Regions from separate parts of the Homo sapiens genome. Here region 2 is linked to region 1. A link is an interaction called in ENCODE POLR2A ChIA-PET data of the cell type or tissue named here. Cell type or tissue: GM12878. All regions are shown on one strand.

The links. ChIA-PET counts read pairs that join two places held together with the same protein. Peaks named below come from ENCODE experiments on the same cell type or tissue, not always from the same donor. Only the 100,000 strongest peaks of a DNase experiment are listed, where the experiment ranks them.
Region 2: POLR2A ChIA-PET joins it to region 1 with 5 read pairs; 2 of 35 experiments call an interaction of 5 or more read pairs at or near these places.

The regions. Positions count from the first base shown.
Region 1 is chr16:10,327,738-10,332,737 of GRCh38, forward strand. No RefSeq gene overlaps it. Among named protein-coding and RNA genes, the nearest start is that of ATF7IP2, 56 kb to the right of the region's middle. RefSeq lists silencers at 1,815-2,109, 3,822-4,022. In GM12878, no CTCF peak of the experiment used is centred here; a DNase peak (open chromatin) is centred at 1,954; H3K4me3 peaks cover 387 bases; H3K27ac peaks cover 310 bases.
Region 2 is chr16:10,784,153-10,789,152 of GRCh38, forward strand. The region is part of intron 2 of TVP23A (trans-golgi network vesicle protein 23 homolog A); the gene reads right to left. Among named protein-coding and RNA genes, the nearest start is that of TVP23A, 32 kb to the right of the region's middle. In GM12878, no CTCF peak of the experiment used is centred here; no DNase peak of the experiment used is centred here.

The DNA.
Region 1 (5,000 bases):
AAAATATGCCACTTTGACATAAGAATTATTTTGAGCTGAAGGCATTTCATTTTCTAAAACCCCTAAAATAAGTCAAAGAAACTCAATTGTCATAAATCCCCTTCCCAGGAACAATTCTACTCTTCTCAGAGAGGAGTCGCCAGCACACCCAAGCACTCATTGTCACAAGACCATCATATCTCCTATCTGTTCTCATAAGGGCCCATTCATCCTTCCAAAAAGTCATTTGCTTTTCCATAAATGCCCTTTCACTGCCCCCTCCCACCTGTCCTCTGCTAAGTTAGGTATTATAGAGCCCCCAATTTTTATGTATTAGTTATTATTATTATTATTATATTTTTGAGATGAAGTTTCACTCTTGTTTCCCAGGCTGGAGTGCAATGGTGTGATCTCAGCTTTTTGCAACCTCTGCCTCCTGAGTTCAAGCGATTCTCTTGCCTCAGCCTCCCGAGTAGCTGGGATTACAGGCGCCCGCCACTAGGCCCTGCTAATTTTTGTATTTGTAGTAGAGACGGGGTTTCACCATGTTGGCCAGGCTGGTCTCAAACTCCTGACCTCAGGTGATCCACCCTCCTCGGCCTCCCAAAGTGCTAGGATTACAGGCATGAGCCACCATGCCCGGCCTATTATTATTTTTTTGAGACAGGGTCTCATTCTGTCACCCAGGGTAGAGTGCAGTGGTGCAATCATGACTCACTGCAGCTTCAACCTGGCCTAGAGCCCAGATTCTAACCACTGCTTTTGTCAGAGGCCTTAAAACCAGCATGCCTCCATCTTGAGTGAGGGCTAGGAAAATGAGGCTGGGACTTACGGGGCTGCATTCCCAGAAAGGTATTCCTAGCCTCTAGATGTTTACAGTTAAGGGAACAGATTGATAGTGTTTACCGAACAGACTCAGACTTGGGAGTGTCCAGATATCCCGATATCTGGAGAGCAAAGGCATCCCTAATTTTGGTTTAAAGATAATAGGCCTGGCATGGTGGCTCACACCTGTAATCCCAGCACTTTGGGAGGCTGAGGTGGGCAGATCACCTGAGGTCAGGAGTTCCAGACCAGCCTGGCCAACATGGCGAAACCCCGTCTCTACTGAAAATACAAAAATTAGCTGGGCATGGTGGTAAACACCTGTACTCCTGGTTACTCGGGAGGCTGAGGCAGGGGAATCGCTTGAATCTGGGAGGCAGAGATTGCAGGGAGCTGAGATAGCACCACTGCAATCCAGCTTGGGTGACAGAGCAAGATTCTTTTTTTTTTTTTTTTTTTGAGACAGAGTCTCACTCTGTTGCCCAAGCTGGAGTGCAGTGGCCCCATCTCGGCTCCACCTCCCGGGTTCATGCCATTCTCCTGCCTCAGCCTCCCGAGTAGCTGGGACTACAGGTGCCCACCACCACGCCCAGCTAATTTTTTTAGTAGAAACGGGGTTTCACCACGTTAGCCAGGATGATCTCGATCTCCTGACCTCGTGATCCTCCTGCCTCGGCCTCCCAAAGTGCTGGGATTACAGGCATGAGCCACTGCGCCCGGCTGCAAGACTCTTATCTCAAAAAGAAAATAATAAAAATAGGCCGGGCATGGTGGCTCACGCCTGTAATCCCAGCACTTTCGGAGGCCAAGCTGGGCAGATAACCTGAGGCCTGGAGTTTGAGACCAGCCTGACCAACATGGAGAAACCCCATCTCTACTAAAAATACAAAATTAGCCAGGCATGGTGGTGCATGCCTGTAATCCCAGCTACTCGGGAGGCTGAGGCAGGAGAATCGCTTGAACCTGGGAGGTGGAGGTTGCAGTGAACCGAGATTGCACCATTGCACTCCAACCTGGGCGACAGAGTGGAACTCCGTTCAAAGAATAAAAAAAAAAAAAAAAAAAAAAGCCCCAGAACTTGTGACATTAACCTGTGCTTGCAGATGTGCTTGCTTACAGAAATGAAGGCCGGATGTCAGTAACCACAAACGAGCCACAGGATAAGAACTGTGGCTCCCAAGTCTGAGTCTGTATAGTAAACACTACCATCCTGCTACCCGGACCTGAATCCTTGCTTTTTCGCTGTATGAAAATATTCACCTGGGATGGGGAGAAATGTGCTTTGCTAGGCATATATAGTGCCAGTGGAAAAGAAAGAAGGAGACTGTGCATGCTCCAGTTCTCCCTGGAAGGTCCCACCTTTTTCCATAAATCACCACCCCCCAGTCTCCACCTACATGTTCTAAGAGACCTTAAAAACCCCCCTTCACCATACCCTCAGGGAGAAGGTGCTTTGAGCATGTGCTCTACTTCTCCATTTCTTTTCTTTTCTTTTCTTTTCTTTTCTTTTTTTTTTTTTTGAGACAGAGTTTTGCTCTGTCGCCCAGGCTGGAGTGCACTGGTGCAATCTCGCCTCACTGCAACCTCCGTCTTGCGGGTTCAAGCAATTCTCCTGCCTCAGCCTCCCAAGTAGCTGGGATTACAGGCACCCACCACCATGCCCAGCTAATTTTTTTTATTTTCTGTACAGATGGGATTTCACCATGTTGGCCAGGCTGGTCTCGAACTCCTGACTTCAGGTGATCCACCTGCCTCAACTTCCCAAAGTACTGGGATTACAGGTGTGAGCCACCACGCCCGGCCTGAAATTTTTTTTTTTTATCAACACGGAACTCCAAAAGTTGAAACCTACTGGACAAAGAGTTTAGGAGAACCTGAGTAGAGTTTGGTGAAGAAGAGAATCTCTGTCACAGGTCATTTGAGTGTTTGAATAGAGCATTGTTCTACGCTTGACATCGGGGACTCTATCTTGGGCTACTGACCCCAGACTGAACTAATGATGAACTTTTTTTTTTTTTTTTTTTTTGAGACAGAGTCTCTGTCTCCCACGCTGGAGTGCAGTGGCACGACTATGGCTCAGTGGCTCACTGCAGCCTCAACCTCCCAGGCTTATGCAATCCTCCTGTCTCAAACTCCTGAGTAGCTGGAACGACAGGTGTGCACCACCACACCCAGCTAATATTTTTGTATTTTTTGTAGAGACAGAGTTTCACCATGTTGCCCAGGCTGGTCTTGAACTCCTGGGCTAATCTGCCTGCCTCAGCCTCCCAAAGTACTAGGATTTTAGGTGTGAGCCACTGTGCCTAGATTGGGTGGTGGACTTTGAGACCCACAAAGAACTGTGAAAAACAGTTCTCTCACAAACAACCATGCTCTCGACAATATACAATACAAGGAATCTGGTCCTAATCTTTAGGGACAGTCTGTGTAGTTTTTTCCTAACTGACCCAAATGTACCCTTCCACTAATGACTAACAACTTCTTTGCTTAATCCATCAATAAAATAATCTGGTAATTTATGTCATCTGAAAAATTTCCTATAAGCCTTTCTTGTCCCTCTTGGGTGGTGGTCTCTGGGGCCTGGTTGCAACCCCCATTCCTGAATAAATGCTTATTTGCCTCTGACCTGTTGATTCCTTTTTTTTTCTTTCTTTCTTTTCTTTCTTTCTTTCTTTTTTTTCTGATAGTCTGGACAAAATCTGAACAGAATTTACAGAAAAGTAGAAGAGAGAATAATTGAAGCATCTCTTATTGGGTCAGGTGCAGTGGCTCACTCCTGTACTCCCAGAACTTTAGGAGACTGAGGCGAGAGTATCACTTGAACCCAGGAGTTCAAGACCAGCCTGGACAACAGAGCAACACCCCGTCTCTACAAAAAGTAAACAATAAATTAGCTAGGCTTGTTGTGCGCGTCTATAACCCAGCTACTCAGGAAGCTGAGGCAGAAGGAGCACTTGAGCCCAGGAGCCTGAGGCTGCAGTAAGCTATGATGGAATGACTGCACTACAGCCTGGGCAACAGAGTGAGACTTGTCTCCAAAAAAATAAAAATTTAAAAGAAAATCTTATCTCTGGATTGCCTCCTGTACTCCTCCTTCTATGTCAGCCTTGGAGGTGCGTGTTTACAGTTCCAAGGATCAGAAAGCCCATAATTTTTTTTTTTTTTTTTGAGACGGAGTCTCGCTCTGTGTCGCCCAGGCTGGAGGGCAGTGGTGTGATCTCGGCTCACTGCAACCTCCACCTCCCGGGTTCAAGCGATTCTCCTGCCTCAGCCTCCTGAGTAGCTGAGATTACAGGTGCGTGCCACCATGCCCAGCTAATTTTTGTATTTTTAATAGAGACAGGGTTTCACCATGTTGGTCAGGCTGGTCTCAAACTCCTGACCTTATGATCACCGGTCTCCTCAGCCTCCCAAAGTGCTGGGATTACAGGCATGAGCCACTGTGCCTGGCCTCAGAAAGCCCATGATTTTGTGCTATGAAATCAAAAGGCTGGACCTTGTAAAGGAGCCAGTGGTCACCTCCAGCTCCCCTTTAGCTCCTATGTGGGCTCTTTGGCTGGATCTAGACACCAAATTGACACCATGCAGATTAACAAAAGTATATACATTTTATTAGTTTTACCTGTACATGGGGGTCTTCATAATAGCGTGAAGTTCAAACAAGTGGCTAAAGATAGATGCTTGTATACTATTTGTACACTATTTAGATTACATTTGAGAAGAAATGACAGGAAAACCTGGCTAGGGCAATAAATTTTCTAGGGGAGTTGCTAGGAGATATATGGGGGTGTCAAACAGTGGAAGATAAAGATTGTTTCATTAAGTATGTTTATTCAGGTCCATCACAGTCCCCAATTCCCAGTCTCTGGTGATAAGGGCTATTTTCTCACCCTGGTATGTGACAGCCCTCCTCCCAGAGGAATTTTTATGGCCTGCTGCATGCACAAAGAGAGAGGTCAGTTAGCCCTTTTTAATTTTTTTTTTTAGAGCAAGGTCTTGCTCTTGCTCTGTCACCAGGCTGGAGTGCAGTGGCATGATCATAGCTCACTACAGCCTCAAACTCCTGGGCTCAAACCATCCTCTTGCCTCAGCCACTCAAGTAGCTGTGATTACAGGCATGCTCCACCAAGCCCAGATAATTATTTCACTTTTCTTTTTATAGAGATAGGGTCTTGCTATGTTGCCTAGCTGGTCTC
Region 2 (5,000 bases), 460 kb after region 1:
GTGAAACCCTGTCTCTACTAAAAATACAAACATTAGCCAGGTGGTGCACACCTGTAATCCCAGCTACTAGGGAGGATGAGGAAGGAGAATTGCCTGAACCCAGGAGGCGGAGGTTGCAGTGAGCCGAGATCTCACCACTGCACTCCCACCTAGGCGACAGAGCAAGACTCTGTCTCAAAAAAAAGAAAAAATATCAACCTGGGCAACATGGTAAAACCCAATCTCTACCAAAAAAAGAAAAAAAAAAAAAGAAAGAAAATTAGCCAGGCATGGTGGCACACGCCTACAGTCTCAGCTACTTGGAGTGCTAAGGTGGGAGGATGGCTTGAGCCTGGAAGGCAGAGGTTGCAGTGATCCGAGATCACACCAATGCATTCCAGCCTGGGCAACAGAGCAAGACCTTGTCTCAAAAAAAATAAATAAATAAAGAAGAAAGAAAGAAAAAAAAACCTCATAAAATGTACAACATCAAGAGTAAACCCTGATATAAACTATGGATTTTAGTTAATAATAATGTATTGGTTCATCAAGTGTAACACATATACCACACTAATGCAAGATGTTTAAAATGGAGAAATTGGGGGAGAAGGGGAGTATATAAAAATTATATGAACTTTCTCCTCAAACTTTGCTACAAAACTGAAACTGCTCTAAAAACAGAGCCAGGTCCAGGTGTGGTGGCTCACACCTATAATCCCAGCACTTTGGGAGGCCGAGACAAGTGGATCACCTGAGGTCAGGAATTCAAGACCAGCCTGACCAACATGGTGAAACCCCATCTCTAAAATACAAAAAGTAGCTGAATGTGGTGGCGGGCGCCTGTAATCCCAGCTACCTGGGAAACTGAGGCAGGAGAATCCCTTGAATCCGGGAGGCGGTGGTTGCAGTGTGCTGAGATCACAACACTACACTCCAGCCTGGGTGACAAAGCGAGACTCCGTCTCAAAAAAAAAAAAAAAAAATAGAGCCAGGCCGGGCATGGTGGCTCACGCCTATAATCCCAGCACTTTGGGAGGCCAAGGCGGGTGGATCACCTGAGGTCAGGAGCTCACGACCAGCCTGGCCAACATGGTGAAACCTGCCTCTATTAAAAATACAAAAATTAGCCAGGTTTGGTGGCGGAAGCCTGTAATCCCAGCTACTCAGGAGGCTGAGGCACGAGAATCGCTTGAACTGGGGAGGTGGAGGTTGCAGTGAGCAGAGATCGCACCACTGCACTCCAGCCTGGGTGACAGAGCAAGACTCCATCTCAAAAAAAAAAAGAGCCAGAATTTATAAAAGTGGGTGGACATAGGTATGAAGCTCTGTCTAAGAGTACACAGAGAAACTGGGAGGAGGCACAAACATCACTGTCCCACAACTTCTAAAGCAGGTCTGATTTGGGGGTGTAAACCCTGAATATCTGAGACAGGTCTCAGTTATTTTAGAAAGTTATTTTCCCAAGGTTGAGAACACACTCAGGAGATCCTGACAACATGTGTCCAAGGTGATCAGAGCACAGCTTGGTTTTGTACATTTCAGGGAGACAGGAGACAACAATCAACTTATGTAAGATGAACATTGGTTGGGTCTGGAAAGGCGGAACACCTTTCCAGGCATCTGCTTCTCAGATCTATGTGATTGTACTCAATAAATAGTGTGGAGACCAGAACTCTGAGCCCTTTGCAGCCTCTGATTTGCTCTGGCCCCCTGGCTCCCACCTTTATGAACTCTTAACCTGTCTCTTCTCATTCCTTTGTCACCACCGGACTTTGGGTACCCTACAGGTGGTGTTGAGGCTGGTCCCCAACAGAGACCAGCCTGACCAACATGATGAAACCCCGTCTCTACTAAAAATACAAACAATTAGCTGGGAGGGGTCTTCCAGGTCATAGGTAGATTAGAGACAAATGGTTGTGTTCTTTTAAGTTTCTGATGAGTGTCTCCAAAGGAGGCAATCAGATATGCATTTATCTCAGTGAGCAGGGGAGTGACTTTGAATAGAATGGGAGGCAGGTTGGCCTTAAGCATTTCCCAGTTTGACTTTTCCCTTTAGCTTAGTGATATGGGGGCCCCAAGATTTATTTTTCATCCACAGGGGAAGGTGAGTTCATCCTAAATTCGGCAGTGATCTAACAATGTCTTTAAAAGTTGTCCTGTGGCCAGGTGCAGTGGCTTAGGCCTGTAATCTCAGCACTTTGGGAGGCTGAGTCAGGAGGATCACTTGAGGCCAGGAGTTTGAGGCTGCACTGAGCTATGATCACACCACTGCACTCCAGCCTGGGGACAGAGGGAGAACTTGTCAAAAAAAAAAATACCCTTTACTTTGAAAACTGTACTCCTTTTTTTAAGCCCATCTCCAACTAGAATTCCTCATGAAACATCACATTTTAAATTCTGTGTCCTCTTTCAGACACTCTGGAAACCTTCCTGCTTCTCAGTATGGCAGGCCTGAAGAAAGGCATTCTCTTCCCTTCTTGGTTTGCTTTGCTCTGTGATGATGTCTAGAATTTGCTTAAAAATAACCTGAGTGTGCGGGGATGGGAGGGGGTGAAGATGAAACGGGCCACATCCTGGTGATGACTGGGGATGGGCATTGGGAACCTGGTGATGACTGGGGATGGGCATTGGGAACGTCAGGTTCATTGTTCTCTATACTTTTACGTAAATTTGAATTTAAAAGTAGAAGAAGAAAGAAATCGGCAGAAGCAGCCCTGACTTTGCATTGAGGCCAGATGCCTTTTGGGATAAACCAAGCTCATGGGCTGATATTCTGGGTACCTAGATGGCCCAGCTGTGGTCCAAAAAAAAAAAAAATTTAGACCTAAAAATCCCCCATTGAGTAATGGACTGTTACAGCTGGATACATGAAGAAAATTCCAGAAAGCAGGTCCTTTCTTCTGGGCTTACCAGTTCCTCTACAAAAAAAGAGGCCACCCCTCTCTGAAGTACAAATGCCCAACCCTCCCTGCACCTGGCCAGCGTGGTGCAGGGAAAGCCAGAGGGTCCAGCCCCACGCTCCTGCTCCATGCTTGCTGGGTATGCAGTCCTGGACAAAGTACTAAACCCTTTTTGATATAGGAGTTAAGAAGAAATTATTTAGGCAGATAGTGAGGATATGAGAGTCCTCTGTAAGGTTTTCCTTTTAATGAAAAGCAGCCCCAAAATTATTTTCTTTCCCAATAAAGAGCAGCCTGTAAAATCCAGCTGCAGACAAGCAAGCTGGAAGCTTGCACAGGTGAAGGCCAACAGCTGTGCCAATAGGAAAAGGCTACCTGGGACTAGGTATGTTCAAAATGGCGGCTCCATCTTCCCTTCTCCTTTCCAGTCACGTGTACAGTAAGGGGCAGGCAACATGGGGCAGGCAACATGGCACCAGCCAAGTGGAAAGCTCATTTGCATAATAAGATTAGGGTTGGGGGGGCAGCCTTCCGTGAGCGCTATGTGAATGTCACCCCGGTCCAACCAATCTGTGGGCTCTATGTAAATCAGACACTGCCTCCTTAAGCCTGTCTATAAAATCTGGTGCAGTCTGCAGTGGGCTGGTTTTTTTCCCTTTCAGAAGCCCCTCTCTCTCACAGGAGAGAGAGCTGTTCTCCTCTCTCTTTCTTTTGCCTATTAAACCTCCCCTCCTAAATTCACTCCTCATATGTGTCAGTGTCCGTGATCTTCTTGGCATGAGATGACAAACCCAGGGTATTTACCCCAGACAACAATGCCGCTTCACTTTGAGCCTCACATTATCCATCCATAAAATGAGACAGTAACATTTGCGTCAGATGCCGGAGGCTTTCAACTAATAGAGTCAAACTCTGTAAAATATTTAAAGAGATTAATCCTGAGCCAAATATGAGAACCGTGACCCATGACACAGCCCCATGGGGTCCTGAGAACATGTGCCCAAGGTTGTCGGGCTACAACCTGGCTTCATACATTTTAGGGAGACAAAGGCATCAATCAATACATGCAAGATGTACACTGGTTTGGTCTGGAAAGGCAAAACAACTCAAACAGGGAGGGCGCTTCTGGGTCATAGGTAAATTCAAAGATTTTCTGATTGGCAATTGGTTGAGTTATTATCTAAAGACCTGGAATCAAGAGAAAGGAGTGTCTGGGTTAAGATGAGGGGTTGTGAGCAAGGTTTTTTTTTTGTTTTTTTTTGAGATGGAGTCTTGCTCTGTCGCCCAGGTTGGAGTGCAGTGGTGCGATCTCAGCTCACTACAACCTCCATCTCCCGGATTCAAGCGATTCTCCTGCCTCAGCCTCCTGAGCAGCTGGGACTACAGGCGCCCGCCACCACACCCGGCTAATTGTTTGTATTTTTAGTAGAGACAGGGTTTCATCATGTTGGTCAGGCTGGTCTCTGTTGGGGACCAGCCTCAACACCACCCGTAAGGTACCCGAAGTCCGGTGGTGACAAAGGAATGAGAAGAGACAGGTTAAGAGTTCATAAAGGTGGGAGCCAGGGGGCCAGAGCAAATCAGAGGCTGCAAAGGGCTCAGAGTTCTGGTCTCCACACTATTTATTGAGTACAGTCACTTAGATCTGAGAAGCAGATGTTCAGGGGTGAAACGGGGAAAGGGAGACAGTATGTCATACTGTAGTAGTAGCGGTTTAAATGAATCTCCTTTGTGCTCAAACAGCGTATTTTTAACTTAACAGAGAGTAGCTAGTAGGAGTGGGCTTAACAAGGAGCCTGCATGTCTCTCCACATTCCAGTGCTTCAAAGGAGTGTCCTTCTCCTTGAACACAGTGTTTGCAGATAAGAGAGCAGGTCTCACTCTGAGCATGGGAACATGATGGCAATTAGGAGGCTTTCCTCCTCAGCGGCCTCTTGTGGCTTTCCACAACTTATTGTCCCATATTTTTATGGCCAGTTTATGCAGGCACCCCACAAGCCTTTTTCCCAACAGATCTCGAACTCCTGACCTTGTGATCCACCTGCCTCGGCCTCCCAAAGTGCTGGGATTACAGGCATGAGCCACCGTGCCCGGACAAGAGCAAGGTTTTTATATCACAGA